Regions from separate parts of the Homo sapiens genome. Here regions 2, 3 and 4 are each linked to region 1. Evidence: chromatin contacts called from ENCODE Hi-C or POLR2A ChIA-PET data. All regions are on one chromosome and are shown on one strand. The core of a region is the stretch at or near the end of the contact, and the rest is flanking DNA. Distances in the headings are between cores, read along the strand shown.

What was found. Hi-C counts contacts between places; a loop is a spot of excess contacts on that map. ChIA-PET counts read pairs that join two places held with the same protein, here RNA polymerase II (POLR2A). Pooled maps may share reads with other maps.
Region 2: a map of B cell shows a loop between it and region 1 (12-fold over the local background). The contact joins the promoter of RPS6KA3 here to the promoter of RS1 in region 1. A Hi-C loop is called at or near these places in 3 of 168 maps with a recorded cell type or tissue (B cell, CD4-positive, alpha-beta T cell and naive thymus-derived CD4-positive, alpha-beta T cell) and 8 of 50 pooled maps.
Region 3: a map of naive thymus-derived CD4-positive, alpha-beta T cell shows a loop between it and region 1 (29-fold over the local background). The contact joins the promoter of EIF1AX here to the promoter of RS1 in region 1. A Hi-C loop is called at or near these places in 2 of 168 maps with a recorded cell type or tissue (B cell and naive thymus-derived CD4-positive, alpha-beta T cell) and 6 of 50 pooled maps.
Region 4: a loop to region 1 is called in a map with no recorded cell type, with 10 times the contacts of the local background. The contact joins the promoter of SH3KBP1 here to the promoter of RS1 in region 1. A Hi-C loop is called at or near these places in 1 of 37 single-sample maps with no recorded cell type. POLR2A ChIA-PET finds 5 or more read pairs at or near these places in 1 of 52 experiments (activated CD4-positive, alpha-beta T cell).

Annotation. Positions count from the first base shown.
Region 1 is chrX:18,670,761-18,673,473 of GRCh38, forward strand. It overlaps RS1 (retinoschisin 1), which reads right to left and starts at 1,348. Exons shown (of 6, transcript NM_000330.4): 1 at 1,257-1,348. The coding sequence starts at 1,308.
Region 2 is chrX:20,265,504-20,268,216 of GRCh38, forward strand. RPS6KA3 (ribosomal protein S6 kinase A3) reads right to left here and starts at 1,406. Exons shown (of 22, transcript NM_004586.3): 1 at 1,061-1,406. The coding sequence starts at 1,129. RefSeq lists silencers at 867-1,126, 1,247-1,466, 1,888-2,182.
Region 3 is chrX:20,140,434-20,143,146 of GRCh38, forward strand. It overlaps EIF1AX (eukaryotic translation initiation factor 1A X-linked), which reads right to left and starts at 1,405. Exons shown (of 7, transcript NM_001412.4): 1 at 1,192-1,405. The coding sequence starts at 1,207. EIF1AX-AS1 (EIF1AX antisense RNA 1) reads left to right here. Exons shown (of 2, transcript NR_046592.2): 2 at 1-11. RefSeq lists enhancers at 647-806, 1,137-1,406, 1,467-1,516.
Region 4 is chrX:19,886,262-19,888,974 of GRCh38, forward strand. SH3KBP1 (SH3 domain containing kinase binding protein 1) reads right to left here and starts at 1,339. Exons shown (of 18, transcript NM_031892.3): 1 at 1,046-1,339. The coding sequence starts at 1,049. RefSeq lists silencers at 741-880, 1,361-1,430, 1,491-1,790.

The DNA of each region.
Region 1 (2,713 bases), core at 98-2,597:
CCCCAAAGCATCTTAAAGTAGTCAGAGTTACTGGGACAAGTTGCAGACTATTAATTGCAAGGGGAAAAAATCCTAACAGACAACTGGTTTACATGATCCCTACTTAGAAATATACCTTGGGGTTTGCAGAATGACCTTGGAATTATATTGTCACCAGTCTTTCCAAATACTGAGAAATGTGACTAAGTAACAAAAGTCATCAGCCTGGGAAACATGGTGAAAACCCCTCTCTACAAGAAATACAATAAATTAGCCGGATGTGGTGGTGCGTGCCTGTAGTCCCAGCTACTAGGGAGGCTGAGGCAGGAGGATGGCTTGAGCCTGGGAGGTTGAGGCTACAGTGAGCCGTGAAACCAAGAATTCTGATTCTACTTGTGTGAGTTTCGCTGTGTCTGTCTACCAGGTCATTTGCAGAGCACAGAGACCTCCTTCTCCCTGCTTTTTAATTTATTTTCTATAACACACAAATACACGATGTCCACAAAGAAGACAGGCAACCAATTTCTAACATCTGGATGAACCTGAGGAGAAATTCTGAGCAGATGGGTACTTGAGAATTGAGAGAGGCATGAAAGAATATTATTTCAAAGATTGAGAGGGAATTGGAACTGGATGACATTTTACAGATTTGCCCTTATTTTTTCCTAATTGAAGCATATCACTTCTGCTAGGGTCATATTTAGAAATTTTAAAATGAGTGAGTGTACTGAGTCTCCGAGGTTTCCTGACTCTCAGTTGGATTATGTTTTTTATTAGATTCCAGTGGTACTGGGTATGTTACGTTAATCCATATTTAAACTAGGTTGACCTTACACCCCAATTTGCCCTGGATGGTCCTGGGTTACACCTGTCGTCCCAACAGAATTATTAATAGCATCGTCCTCCACCGTCAATAGCATTCCGGTTTGGAATATTAAATTCTACAATCACTCCCACTTTGACTCCTAAAAGTTTTCCAGAATATGCCATACTTTCTCATTAATTGTTGCAACTTATGGCTATTTTATAGATTTCTGAGACCCATCCTGTTTTCTGTTGGATTTTAAGCATCCTTTGAACTTTAGAAGGCTCCTCACAGAACTGGAAAGCCATCCACACAAAGACAACTGTTGTTCATTAATAACACATGTTAGTTAATTAACGTGTTGCTAATTAATAATATTTATATTATTCAGGCTATATTCCTATTTATCAACGATATTAATTAAATTATGTATTAAGTATGCAATGAATGTCAATGGTTGAATAGCACATACCTTCATAGCCAAAGAGAAGTAATAACAAAAAGCCTTCTATCTTGCGTGACATCTTCCCCTCGTCCTCGGCCAAAGCTCTACCTTACTGAACTGGAGAGCTGGCCCAGGAGCAGGGGATTAAGTTGAGCCCTGGCCTCATTAAGCATCTTAATCCATTTAGTTCTTAGGTCTTTGGCTGAGCCCCATCAAGTTAACCCACAGAGTTACCTGCCTCAACAAGGAAGTCTCATGGAAGATACTAGCATCAACTGAGATTCAGTTCGCGAGGAAGATACTTTTCGTTCTTTTTTTTTTTTTTTTTTTTTTTTTTGAGATGGAGTTTCGCTCTTGTCACCCAGGCTGGAGTGCAATGGCGCCATCTCGGCTCACTGCAACCTCTGCCTCCCGGGTTCAATCTAGTCTCCTGCCTCAGCCTTCCGAGTAGCTGGGATTATAGGCTCACGCCACCACGCCCAGCTAATTTTTGTATTTTTAGTAGAGATGGGGTTTCGTCATGTCAGTCAGGCTGGTCTCGGACTCCTGACCTCAGGTGATCCACCCACCTCGGCCTCCCAAAGTGCTGGGATTACAGGCGTCAGCCACTGCGCCCGGCCCATACTGTTCATTCTATCTTAATGTAAGGGAAGCAATGGAGGGAGAGAACTACAACCAGAAGTCTCAGGTTTTCGTCCTTTCTTCGCCATCATTTTTTAGGGGGTGACCTTGAACAATTTCCTGCCACATAAGCACTAACATTCTCGAATTGTATGAAAATGTCATGGATTCCCCTCTTTGAAAGCAACTAGGCATCATGTGCACACCTATTCACTCAGGAAAATGCTAAATTTGGTGGTGGTGGGAGGACAGTTAACACAAAGCTGTGCATTGCTGTGTTACTTTTAACAACAACAAATTGGAAACAATCTAAATGGCCAAGGTTAGGGGGCTGGTTAAGTAAATCAAGAGATGAGTGCAGCCTGGTAGGTTTAAGAGCACAGACTGCCAACCCAGACTGGGTGCCAAATCGCAGCACTAGCACTTGTTACATTGTGACCTCAGGGCAAGTTATTAATATCTCTGCGCCTAAACTTTCTCATCTGTAAGATGATGATAATAATGCCTACTTTCGAGAGTTATTTTGAGGCTTACAAGAGATCATATGTATAAAATACTTAGCACAGTGCTAGACATAATTAGCTATTATTTTTACATCACCATTCAGAATAAAGTTGATGGGAGGAAAAGGGGAGTTGTTTAATAGGTATAGAGTTGAGTTTTGCAAGATGAAAAAGTTCCCGAGATCTGTTTCACAACAATGTGAATATACTTAACACTACTGAACTGTACACTTAAAAATGATTATGGTGGGCTGGAGGTGGTGGCTCACACCTGTAATCCCAGCACTTTGGGAGGCCAAGGCAGGCAGATCACTTGAGGTCAGGAGTTCGAGACCAGCCTGGGCAACATGGCGAAACCTC
Region 2 (2,713 bases), core at 156-2,655, 1.6 Mb after region 1:
AACTATTACACACACGCAGCCTATCATCCTGTAATCCCCTAAAGTCCGCTGCGGGGAGAGAAGGCAGCAAAAAGTCAAGAAGGAAGAATCACAGACGCGCCACCATCAGGAATTGATTTTCCACTCCGGAGAGGAGCGGTGATACCTTGGAACGGGTCTTGTCTGGATTATTTTCGCAGACCCCGAGTTGTTCTGGGATAGGGGCGGTTCAGGAAAGCTCGGTGTAGTGATGCGCCCGGGGAAATTCTGTTTTGCCCTGTTTGGGTATATTGTTTGGGTTTTGGGCACTAGGATGGGTGACTCAGGGACGGTCACCAGATCCCGGGCGAGGAAAACCAGAAAGCCTTTTACGGCGGCCGCTGATCTCCTTGAATATCACCCTCTCACCTCCATGGACAGGAAACTCAAGTTAAACTCACAGGGACGGGGGTCTAGCTCTGCGACCTCAGAAACGGAGGGGGTAGGGGACCTTAGGCTTCCGCTTTCTTCTTTGCAGCAGCAGAAACCGCTGCGGCAGACGAGGGGGAGGCAAAACCCTGCACCCCCTACCCGAAACCCCCACAGGTCGCCGCCGCCCGTGCCCCGCGCGCCGGTCTCCCCGCAGCAGCCCCTCCCTCGGCTGGACTCGAGAGTCCCTGCTCCCCGGTGAACCCGATCCCTACCCCTCCCTCATCTCCCAAAGTCGCCAAGGTCCGGGAAAGCCCCCGACCCGGCTGGGCCAAACTTCCCAACTCCCCGCCGGCCCCCGCTCCGCCTCCCGCTTCCCCCACGCAAAGTTGATTAAAATTGGCTTCTTGCAAAGCCCCAGCGCCCACTCCAAACCCCACGCGCCACCACACTGGCAGCCCCCCGAGCGAGGGAAGGAGGTGAGGGTGAGGATGGAAGGAACAGACAGACCGGCCAATAGACCCACCCCAACAACCCAAACCAAAACCCTGAGCCCGGGGGAAAGACGCGAGCGGGATCAGAACGGGCCGAGTGGCCAGCTCCGGGGAGCGAAGCGAGCCGGCGGGGGCGCGAGGAGGAGATGCGCCGGCCCCGGCCGCCCTGCTGCACTCACCTCAGCGCTGTCGGACGGGCTCTCCACAGCCATCTTCTGCCACGGGTCCGCCAGCTGCGCCAGCGGCATCTTCCCCCCCGGCCCGCCGCCTTCACCGCCTCCTCCCTCCCCGCCCGCCCCACGGCCGGCCCCGCTCCGTCGCCGCCCGAGCCCCACGGCAGCGGCGGCGGCGGCGGCGGCGGCGGCAGCGGCAGCGGCAGCGGCAGCAGCAGCAGCAGCGGCGGCGGCCCCAGAGAGGGCTCGACGCCGACGCCGACCGCCCGAAAGCCGCGCGCCTGGCCAGAGACGCCCGCGCGCTGAGCGAGAGCCTCGCGCCTCCGCTGGGCACCGGGTCTCGCCCCTTTCTTCCTCTCCTCCTTCCGCCGCCGGGACTACGGCTCCGCCCCCCCCGCCGGTTCCCGCGCCCGCTCCCAGCAGAACAGCGACCGCCGCGCGCTCCCCCACTTCCGCTCACAACATGGCGCCTAAGCGATACCTGTCTCTCAAAGCGAGGCTCGGCCGCCGCCACCACCGCCGCGCGCACCCAGGGGCTGGGCTAGTGGAAGACACGCCCCCGGCCGCTGCGCTCCGCTCCTCCCTCTTCCCACCCCCCTCCTTCTGCGCCCCAACCTCAGCTTCTGGGCCTCGCCTACTTTCAGGAAGGGCGAGCCCAACAGATCTGGGGGCGTCGGCGGGAGGCGGGGGAAAGAAATGGGAAAGGCAGGAGGGGCGAAGGCTGGGAGCCTTTCACCGCCAAGGGTCCAAGGAGGTCGGAGGCTCCTTGGGAATGAGGGAGAACAGTGGTCCCCGCCCAGCTGGGGAGGGAGGTGGGCAAAGTACCGGGGGCGCAGTCCCGAGCCAAGGACCCGGGGAGGGGTGCGGAGTGTCTTTTCGGCTTGTCTCCTCCGGGGGTGCGTGCGTGCGGACGCGCCTAGTCTCTGGGCGCATCCCGTAATGGCCCAAGACCCTCCCTCTTCAGGGTCACATGCTGGGAAATCACCTGCCCCCCATCTCCCCCGACGGAGGCAAGGGAGGCTTCGTGCCTAGGAGCCTCCTGGGGGCTCGGCTCCCGGTTTGATTCAAGTCTTTTCAAGTTGACGCTCTTTTGTTAAATTGTGGCTATTTGGGATTAATTCCTCTTGTATTAGTCGCTTCCCCCGCACCGCCCCCAGCCCAAATTCTCCTCCCCAAGTGCGCAGAGCTCTCGGCCTTCAGCTGCGACCCTGGAACCGCTGCCCCCCGCCCCACGTCTGCTACCTAAATCTTCAAGAGGGGAAAACAGGGAGGTTCCTTAAGGCTGTCCCTCTCGGTAGAGGTTGGAGAATTATTTAAAAATATCTTGTAGGCAGGAGCGCGGGGTTCCTGCTCCTCTGTTGACTTTAAATAAGAGATTAGATTTAAAAATCAGGCTGGCCGTGGGCGGAGGAGGAGGAGGAGGGGGACAGAGGGAGGGGAGGGGTTCTGACTCCTCCTCCTGCCCAAGATGGGGAAGCCCTGGATTAAGGAAACCCAATGCCCCGACGGCGACGGAGCCCCACAGGACGGCGAGAGCTTTGGGGGGAAGGCCTGGGCGTCCGGGGTGCGTCCCAAGAGGACTCGACCCTGTGTTCACTGCGCCAGGAGCCGCTGCGCGCTAAGTGCGCCCGGGCAGAAATGTGTAAAAGTCGCAGGGCT
Region 3 (2,713 bases), core at 155-2,654, 1.5 Mb after region 1:
ATTATACAGAAGAAAACTGTAAGACTTTAAAATTTTTTGTTTATAACTCCATCTTTTCCAAAATAATGAGCAGTGACTGCACCAACTTGTGCACAGAACACCTCGACCAAGTACCCTAAGGGATAAAGTAATAAGTGACAGCTACAAAGAGGAAATGTGGTAGAATCCCTGGAGCCAGCTGTCAAGTAGAAAAGAGAGCAGAAGTAGGCCTGTGTCAGGGGAGGGTTTCCTCTAGAATGAATAATCAAAGGAGACTACTTACGGACTATGAAGTATGCTCCTCTCCTGTAGGAAAATACAGTATTTTCCCTATATTTACTTGCACAATTTTCTTCAAGTTATACGGCTATTAAAAATGACAGGAACACTGTAAATCTATAAAAGTAATTTCTTTAGGAGTGTTCTGTTTTTTGTTTTTGTTTTTTTTTTTTTAAGATTAGGCCTTCCGTTTTGGAAATCCCAAATAAAGTTATCCTCAAGTCTGATCATTTGTGAACGCTTAGCCTCAGAATGGAGGACACTTAAATTAGGTCTTTATTCTCACAACATATGCATCATCTGAAGCAAAAGTAGAAAACTTGGCTCAATATGGAATAAGTCTTCAGCAAACAAACATAAGCTATATCCTGTAAAGGGATGGAGAGAGTAAATCTCTAGAGGTGAGCCTTAGAAATGTATCAAGGTTTCACCCACTGTTCACAAGGGACAGCGAGTAGCCTCAACAATACTGAACTGTCCATAAAGAAACCCATGCAGGAGTACCTGGTGCTCACGAATGCAGACAGCACTCTGAAAGTTCAGAACGGCTTCCAGGGATTATAACCCCTCATGCCCGGGAAGGCCAAAGGGGCCTATCTACTAAACCTAGGCCGCCCCGGGGAAGGTTCCCGCCACCGTCCCCACCGAGCAGCGGTCAGTCTGGCGCGAATCAGGAGCAAAAGCCCACATTCTCCCGCAGGAGGCCCTACAAAAATGGCGCCGGCTCCACCCCAATGTGACCAAACTGGGCAACAGGAGTTAACTTCCCAGCTCCTCTCCCGAGCTCAGAGTCGCGTGTGGGGCGCCCAGCCGCGGGCAGGCAGGGCGGGAAGGAAAAAGGGTCACTGCGGCCTGGGTGACCTGCAATCTACGGGCAGGACCTGGGAGACCCGGCCGAGCAGAGCCGTGGTCCGGGGGTCCGGGCGGCATTACCTTTATTCTTGGGCATGGCGGTGGCGGCGACCTCGCGGCGTCTCTGACTTCTTTCCGGGTAGCGGCGACCGCGGCGGCTGCTGCTCCGAGGGGCGACACGAGGGAGCGCGCGGGACCAAGTAGGTGCTGGAGGCCAGGCAACGTGCGCGGGAGAGGCTGGCGACCCAGCTCTTCAGAGATCCGCCTGCGTCCACGCTCGGCGGCAGCAAATGGCGCCGCGACTCTTTGCGTCGCTTTTCCCCGCCTCCCGTCGCCGGCTGGGCCCGCCCCCAGGCTTTATGACGCAGGCGTGGCCGACTGACTCCTATTGTTAGAGCCGAGGGAGACGCGTTGTGGGAGGGTGCGCAGCAAGCCAGAGAGGACGCGAGGGGCAGGGCCTCAAGCAGGGAAAAGGCGGAGTCAGGGAGGGAGGGGGAGAGACTCTGCGTCATAGAAAAGGGCGGGTTGAGGTGGCGCTTGCTGCTGGTTAAGACCAGACCTCTGCTGCTTTGTAGCAAACGCGCGTCTCCCGGTTTCACAAGTGGCTGACTCGTTAACCTCGTGGTTAGCTCAGTTTTTAAAAAATATGTATATTTTTATTTTTATTTTATTTTTTGAGACGGAGTCTTGCTCTAGAGTCGCCCAGGCTGGAGTGCAGTGGCGCGATCTCGGCTCACTGCAACCTCTGCCGCCCGGGTTCAAGCGATTCTCCTGCCTCGGCCTCCGGAGTAGCCGGGATTACAGGCACGTGCCGCCACGCCCGTCTAATTTTTGTGTTTTTAGTAGAGACGGGGTTTCAGCATCTTGGCTAGGCTGGTCTTGAACTCCTGACCACGTGATCCATCCGTCTCGGCCTCCCAAAGTGCTGGGATTACAGGCGTGAGCCACCGCGCCCGGCCAATATTTTAATTTTTTTATTAAGATGGAGTCTTGCTCTATCGCCCAGGCTGGAGTGCAGTGGCGCGATCACGGCTCACTACAACCTCCGCCTCCCGGGCTCAAGCGATTCTCCTGCCTCAGCCTCCCGAGTAGCTGGGATTACAGGCATGTGCCACCATGCCCAGGTAATTTTAGTACTTTTAGTTGAGACGGGGTTTCACCATGTTGGCCAGGCTGGTCTCGAACTCGTGACCTCAACTCGCGCCCACCTCGGCCTCCCAAAGTGCTGGGATTACAGGCGTCAGCCACCGTGCCCAGCCGGTTAGCTCATAACGCAGTCCTTTCACTCGCCCAGCCGGGTTGGGAGCCTGATGGGAAGGGCAAGGCTTTCCTGGCATCCATTACCAAAGCATAATATTTGCATGGCACTTGTTATTACTCTTTAAGTCTGTCTGTCCTACCTCACTGTAAACCTTACCGGGCAGAGACCATGTTTGTTGCTTACCATTACCCCCACTTAGCTGAATGTCTGGCACATAATAGGTGTTCAATACACACAGAAAGGAAGGGAGGGAGGGGAGAAAAGACTTAAGCTCAATGTTAATGGGCTGAATTGTGTCCCCCCCAAAATTCGTATGTTCACGTTCTAATCCCCAGTAACTCA
Region 4 (2,713 bases), core at 89-2,588, 1.2 Mb after region 1:
GTGTACTGGAATCCTATTACCTGAACACAGAAAGGTCTCACTTTATTATGATTTATTATTATCTGCAGCCTTCCTATGCCTGGCCTAGGAACATCCAAAAATAATCTGCCAGAGGCTGAAAAACAGAAGCTGGCTGTCAGCAAGAACATTACCTGGGTAGACCAAACATTTAATAGCCCAAGTAATCATAAGTGCCTTGCCAATAAAGTGGCAGCTTCTCTGGGCAGCAAGGTGGTTCCAATGCTCCGGGGTCTAAATCAAATGGGACCCAGGGGGTTCAAAGGTTAGTTGGCTACTTCGAACTGATGTTTACTCAGTAAATCAAAGACCGGATCACCATTTCCAGGTCCCAGACCCTGAAGACTTAAAGGACAGTATGGGAAGTGGCCTTTTAGCATCACGGAGCAGAGAGCTCGCCAGGCTGGAGGAAGGCAGCAGCGAAAGGGTCGGGGCCGGGAGGAAGGGGGGCGCAAGGAGAGGAGCGTCAGGTGCTCTGGACCCCGGGACTGCGAGCCAGACCAGGAACTGGGGCGTTTCCCGCCCCACCCCCCAACCCCTGTCAACCCCCAGCAAAGGCAACCCAGCCCCCTCCAAGACCCCGAGGTTCCAGCTTCCCCCGAGACAGGACCAGGAAGACACCAGCAGCCCCGCGCAGGGCCGGAGCCCACCAGGTCCGGGTGCCCGTGTCCGCAGCGCAGAGGAGGGCGCGCTCGGGTGCAAAAATGGCCAAGACAAAACTCTCCCCGCCCACCCGAAAAACCAACCACACCCCCTGCATCCCTCAGCCCGAGCCGCCCGGGGCCAGCCCCCGTGATCGTCTGCTCAGGCCCCCGCGGGTTCCCGTCGGCGCCGCGCGCGGGCTCGGCGGGCACACGGGCGCAAGTGGGAGTGAATGGGGGTGCGCGAGGCAGGCGAGGGCGCCCACCGCGGTGTCCCCCGTCCGGACCCTGCCCCCGGGGCGCCCTCCCGGGCTCCGCGGTTCTGGGACTGGCGCGCCGCCCTCAAGGCTGAAGTGGACGCCCGGACGCGGGCGGCCCCCACTCACCCATTGGCGTCGAGCCGGGCCGGGCCGCCGAGGCAGCGTGAAAGTTGGCGGAGGCGGGCGTGGGGGTTGGGGCGCCGGGATCGGGGCGCTGGGATCCAGGCGCGAGGGTCCGGACGCGGCGGCGGCTGGGCCGGCTTCTTCCTCAGTGGCGGCGGCGGCGGCTCAGCGCCGCCCGCTGCTGCCTCTGCTGCTGCTGCCGCTGCTGCCCCGGGGCGACTCCTGCTGCTGCTGTTGCATCGCGGCCCAATGCGCCCGGCTGCGCCGGGTTTCCTGCTCCCCGCGAGTGGAAATTGCGAAAAAAAAAAAAAAAAAAAAAAAAAAAAAAAAAAAAAAAAAAAAAAAAACAGCGCCGCCCAGCCCAGCGCCCGGCAGCCGCGGCCGCGCCGCCCGCTCTCCCCTCCTCCTCAGCGCTGCCGCGAGGCTCCTGCAGCTCCGCCTGCCGGGGACGCGCGGCCGCCGGGCGGGGGCGGGGCCGGAGAGGGGCGGGGCCGGGGCCGGGGCCGCGTCGGGGCAGGCGCCGGGGGCGTCCCTGCGGCTGAGGGGCTTGGGCGCCCTCCTCACCGCCCGCGCCAGAGGCACCCCTCTCCGCGCGGCTGCCACCCACCCGCAGCGGCTGGGCTGACGCCCCGGGAAGTGCCGCGAGACTCCTCGAGACCGGAGGAGAGGGGCTTCTTGGGGGAGGGGCGTGGGAGTGCAGGGGCACGTGGAGAAGGAGGAGAAGGGGGCTGAGCGGGAGGGGGCGACAAGAGGTGGAGGACGGGCTGGGGATGGAGACCAGGGCAGGCCCGGGGCCAAACGCCTGACCAGGGTGATGGCAGGTGGCCCTGGGGCATCGAGGCAATCTGGAATGAGTTTTCCCGGGGGGCTGTTGGAGGGGAAGGAAAAGGGTCCCTTGGAAGGGAGAGAAACGCGGCGTCCCTTCGGTGGGGCGTGGGAACGCAGGCAGGCCAGGTGCGAGTTCCGCACAGAGGAGGCGGTGGCACTGACGTGGGGAAAAACGGGCGAAGGACGCAGCGGGGCCGAGGGGACGCATCGCCTCGCTGGGACCCGCCTAAGCCCCGCCCCAGTGCCTGGGCCAGGTGCGGTTCGGGTGTTCAGGAATGTTCCCGAGCTCTGACGTTCCCAGGAATCCGCTGAGATGAGGGCTGGCTCCCTCCCTAGCAGGCATTATTGTGCCTTACTGACTCCCAGACCTGGACGGCCGACCCTTGAGTGGGCGCTAAAATGTTAACAGGGAATCCGTGGGCATTCGTGGGCAATTCAGAAGCTCCGTTTTGGGTCCATTCACCACCACACCTTTCGCCATAGATACTCTGCCTGCCACCACATTCCTCTACCGGCCCGTTATTTCCTTTTCCCTTTCCACCATCTGGTGGTAGGAAGCGATAGTGAACTACATGGGAGACATTTAGGCAAAGAGCACGTAAGACAATAGAGAAATTACATCAGTGGCCCCTGGAAATGGAGGAGGCTGAGGGCTAGTGGACTCAAAAGGGACAAATGAAAGCCGACCCCCTACCCAAGAGAGGGGCTGTCTCCATACCTCACCTGTGTTGGCGGGGCAACTCTTGTAAATTGGTTACCGTCCTGGGATTTCTGTAGAAAATTGTTCTTATAACTGTTTCATGAGTTTTTCAAAAAACCTCAAAGTCAGGGTCTTACAAACAA